2 separate regions of the Mus musculus genome follow, and region 2 is linked to region 1. The links are chromatin loops, found by intact Hi-C in ENCODE. Cell type or tissue: left cerebral cortex. All regions are shown on one strand.

Region 1 (2,500 bases):
CCATTTCCTTCAGCCTGGCTGGCTACTGAGCCAATTACCCAAAGCCTTTCTGTCGTCTGCGTCAGCTCTCCTCGTTCCTTCACAGTTTCTGCGTTGCATAAGCATTTTAATGCTTACACAACAACCTTAGGTCTGTTGGGGGTCTTTGAACCTCAGAAGATTGTAATATATTGGCTTCAATACTCACCTGTGGAAAGCCTGATACCTTCTTTTGAGATTTCTTCTGATTCCCAGCAGACTTTCCTCTGGCTGGGGAAAGCGATGGAGGTGGGGAGGATACAACATGGACAGGACACTCCCAGCTTCTACTTCCTTCTAAGAAGAGTCTGATTTCTCACCATTTGTGTGCTAAGCCCTTCCCAATATTGTGTTCACAGGATCAAGGGCAGCAGGACCTCATTCATCTCTCATTGCCAATTAGACAGTTTGTATCACTCAATATTCATAACATGTTAGCACTTCCACACAGCCCATAAACACGGCCTTAGTGAGTAGTATGTCCTAGCATTTATTCTGTGCTGGGCTTTGTCAGGCAAAGGATACTTGAGTGACTTACTGTAGTAGTGATGGAGACAGAAGGTGGAACTGGAGAGCCATAGTCGGTATCCCTATAGAGTACTGGCAGGTGCTGTGGTCCTGTGTGAAGGGCCACAGGAGCAGGGACACACTGTGTGCTATGCAGGCACAAGGTTCTGAAAGGATCCGTGTGGTGTTGCTTCTTATGCTAATGAACAGAGATCTCTCCTTCACAAGGCCTTCCTCTGTCATGGAGGCCCAGCCAGAAGTTCCCCTAATTCCATCCGCACTGGAAACAAGCCACTTGTGCATCTGCACTAGGAAATGTCAGCCACTTGGGTTGAAGAGAAGCTGATGATGTCCCCATGTGGTCCCAGGAAGGGAATGCCACTGTCTTGAGGGTTAAAGTTCACTCTGTTACACAGGTGAGTAATCTGCAGCAGACCTCATTCCTTTTCATAACTTCCCCCTGGATTTTACATATTAGCAAATGGCTAGTTTTTTTCTGCTATAGGTCTGCTTGTGTGTGTGTGTAAAGGTGGGCTTTATCGCCATCTAGTGGCATCTTTTATCCTTGTGGTTTCTTGAGTATAAAAATACTAAATGTTACCATTAAGCAAAAGAAAAAAAAAATCCATTTTAAAAATTGATCCCTGGGAAAAACAACACTATCAACCAACCAGACCTCCCCCCAGAGCTCCCAGAAACTAAACCATCAATCAAAGAGTACACATGGAGGGACTCATGGCTCCAGCCGCATATGTAGCAGAGGATGGCCTTGTCAGACAGGGGAAGGCTCTATGCTCCAATGTAGGGGAATGCCAGGGCAGAGTGGATGGGTGGGTGGGGGAGCATCCTCATAGAAGCGGGGGGAGGAGGGGATGGGATATGGGATTTCTGGAGGGGAAACTGGGAAAGGGGATAACATTTGAAATGTAAATAAATAAAATAACCAACAAAAAAGAAAAAGAAAAAGAAAGGATATATATATATAATATATATTATAGATAGTATATATTATATAATATACATATTCTTATAAGAAAAAGAAAAAGGGTATATGTATATAACATACAACATGTAACATATAATAATCTATTATGTATTATATATTATATGTACATTATATATATATTATTATATATTATATATTAATGTATACACACACATATATATATGATCCGCATATATAGAGGGATTTGGTACCCTGACATCCAAGACTGTGCTCCAGCTTTTGCACTTTCTGTGCTACCCAGTTTTGAAGGAAATCAGCCTGTGACTGTCCTCACATGTCCAGTGGCATCTAACAATTCTAAAGTATGTTTACGGCTTCTCTCAGCGCAAGCCTCCTGAGCTAGCAAAAGCTGGCTCCTCAGATATCAAGAACACAGCCTGCTGGCTAGACAAGCCTTAGTTTGTTGCTCACCTCAGAACGTTGTTATCATCTCAGCGAGGGTAAGGTGGATACTGGGGATATCAAGCATTGTGTGAGAGAGGAGATTTTTGGCTGGGCTTTTCAAAAAGAAGGCTCAGGATTGGGTAAGAATCAGAGTAGAGAAGTCCAAGGTTGGTGAAACTATCAAGGCACAGGACTTTTAGGTCCAAGCCGTCAGGTGACAGTGTCTTTAGAAGTGATGGGCTGTTGGGAAACCTCCTGGAAAAAACAACCTAGCCCAGGGAGAAGATTTGCAGAAAAGCAAATTGATGCTGGCAAGGCAGCTCCAGGAAGATCTGTTAATACAGACAGGGAAGTGGCTATGCCTCTTATTACCCAGGCTGAGTATTGGAGTGGCCATTTCTGTTCTTAGTGGCCATCCACAGTTAAGATGCTGGCATAACATCAAGCAGGGTTAAACAAGGAAATGCCACCATAAACTGTCACAAGCAAGGCTGGGGATGTGGCTCAGTGGCGGAGCATTTCTTAGTGTGTGTGTGTAGCTCTAGGTTCAATCTCTGACACTACAAAAAAAAAAGTAAATAAGTT
Region 2 (2,500 bases), 470 kb before region 1:
CAGTCTGTCTGCTTTTGTTTGTTTGGTTTGTTTTTTTGGTTTTTTGTTGTTGTTGTTGTTTGTTTTGTTTTTTTGAGACAGGGTTTCTCTGAATAGGCCTGGCTGTGTAGACCAGGCTGGCCTTGAACTCAGAAATCTGCCTGCCTCTGCCTCCCAAGTGCTGGGATTAAAGGCGTGTGCCACCACTGCCCAGCTACAGTCTTTCTTCTTTTCTCTACTTTACTAGCAGCTTTTTTCCTCCCACTCATCCTTGTCCCCCTCTTCTTCCTCTTCTTCCTCCTGCTCCTCCTCCTTCTTTTGAGACAGGGTCTCATTATGTAGCCGAGGCTATTCTGGAACTCCTTCTGTAGACCAGGTTGGCCTCCAACTAAGTGATCTGCCTGCCTCTGCCTCCCGAGTACTGGAACTAAAGGTGTAAGCCATTGCACCAGGCGTTTAGAATTGTCTTTTAGAATGATCTGTACACGACGTCCTTTCAGTTGTAATTAGCAGTGGAAATATGCAAAACTGCACTGGCTTTTAATCATTTTAAAAATATCTTCTGTACTTAATTCTTAATCTCACCCGGAAATTTCTGGTGTGAGATTAAGACCTCCTTGCCCAACATCCCTGTGCCCACAAGGGGGCAGCAAGGGGCAGAAGCTTCTGGGTGAGATTTAGTGCATGGTAATCTATCTTTAACAGATTATTGTTTGGGTCCCTTCTACACGATTCTGTGGAGTCTCGAAGGCTGGCTCTGGGAAATGTTACAGTTTGAATGTGAAACATCTCCTGCAAGCTCGTGTTTCGGGACATTTGGTCTCCATCTGGTGGCGCTGTTTCGGGAGGCTGTGTAATCTGGACGCTGCACCTAGCTGACAGGCGAAAGGTCTTGAGGGTTATCAGCCAGCTGTTCCTGGCTGACGCCATGGAGCACGCATCTGCCCGAGGCTCCCGCTGCCAGGCTGTGAACGCTGCCACAGTGGGCAGTGTCCTCGCGAGAGAAATCCTTCCTTCTCTAAATTGCTTCTGCCGGGTAGCATCACAGCAACTAGGAAGGCGAAAATACAGAAAGACGGAGCCCTTGAGAGCTGCCTTGCTCCTTCTGTACCACAAGGGGGCAGTAAGAAGGCACCATGTGAGGAAACAGGCTCTCACCAGACACTGAATCTTCCAGGACTTCCCCACCTGTGGTTTTCAGCCTGAATGGGTAGAGATCTAGAGATAGTCATCCCCGTCCTTGGTGCAATAGCCCCCAGGCCACCCCTCTCCCAAGTCCTCATAGTTCCCTCTCTGAAGCTCACTTAGTTCCCAGCCCTTTGCTGTACCAACGAGGTAAAGTCTACAGTCAACATCTCCCTAGTCTGCTATTTGTTCTCTTTGCTTCTAGTCCCTATAAGCCGTTCTCTATCGCAAAGGTAAAAGTAAAAATGTTTATTATTAATGTATACGTGAGAGAGAGAGAGAGAGAGAGAGAGAGAGAGAGAGAGAGAGAGAGAGAATGACAGGTGTGGTTATAGGATAACTCCATGGAGTTGGTGCCCCACATCTAGGGACAGAAAGAACTCAGTTTATCTTCATGGCAAGCATCTTTTTACCCACGTCAGCCACCAAACTTCTAAAAGCACAAGTCAGTTCTTGCCACTGCTGGATTAAGAGTTGGAAAGTTAGGTGCGTGTGGTGGCACAGGGCCTTTTTAGTCCCAGCACTCAGGAGGCAGAGGCAGGCAGATCTCTGAGTGCGAGGCTAGCCTGGTCTAGAGGGAGTTCCAGAACAGCCAGGATTACACAGAGAAACCCTTTCAAAAAATACATAGCAAAAAAGAGAAAATAAAAGAATCTGTAAGTGGTATGTCATTGCACTTTTAATAAAATATAACATCTTTTTAAAAAATTTTAAATATTAATTAAAATTTTTGTATATGAGAGTTTTGCCTCTATGTATGTATGTATGTATGTGTATGTATATATGCATGTATGCATGTGTGTATGTGTGTATGTGTGTATGTATGTGTGTATGTATGTATGTGTGTATGCATGTATATATGTGTGTATGCATGCATGTATGTATGTGCGTATGCATGTATATGTATGTGTGTATGTGTGTATATGTATGTGTGTATGCATGCATGTGTGTGTATGTATGTGTGTATGCGTGTATATGTATGTGTGTATGCATGCATGCATGTGTGTGTATGTATGTGTGTATGCGTGTATATGTATGTGTGTATGCATGTATGTATGCATGTGTGTATGCATGTATGTATATATGTGTGTATGCGTGTATATGTATGTGTGTATGCATGTATGTATGTGTGTATGCATGTATGTATATATGTGTGTGTGCGTGTATATGTATGTGTGTATGCATGCATGCATGTGTGTGTATGTATGTGTGTATGCGTGTATATGTATGTGTGTATGCATGTATGTATGCATGTGTGTATGCATGTATGTATATATGTGTGTATGCGTGTATATGTATGTGTGTATGCATGTATGTATGCATGTGTGTATGTATG

What was found. A loop is a pair of places that touch in the nucleus more often than their neighbours do. Peaks named below come from ENCODE experiments on the same cell type or tissue, not always from the same donor. Only the 100,000 strongest peaks of a DNase experiment are listed, where the experiment ranks them.
Region 2: it touches region 1 in a loop (9-fold over the local background); 22 of 42 quality-filtered maps call a loop at or near these places.

The regions. Positions count from the first base shown.
Region 1 is chr15:97,194,360-97,196,859 of GRCm38, reverse strand. The region is part of intron 3 of Gm33205 (a long non-coding RNA gene); the gene reads left to right. Among named protein-coding and RNA genes, the nearest start is that of Gm33205, 8.2 kb to the left of the region's middle. In left cerebral cortex, a CTCF peak has its summit at 1,067 (motif pointing left); a DNase peak (open chromatin) is centred at 1,066.
Region 2 is chr15:97,662,446-97,664,945 of GRCm38, reverse strand. No RefSeq gene overlaps it. Among named protein-coding and RNA genes, the nearest start is that of Rpap3, 42 kb to the left of the region's middle. In left cerebral cortex, CTCF peaks have their summits at 608 (motif pointing right) and 1,094 (motif pointing right); DNase peaks (open chromatin) are centred at 856 and 1,027; H3K4me3 peaks cover 562 bases; H3K27ac peaks cover 418 bases.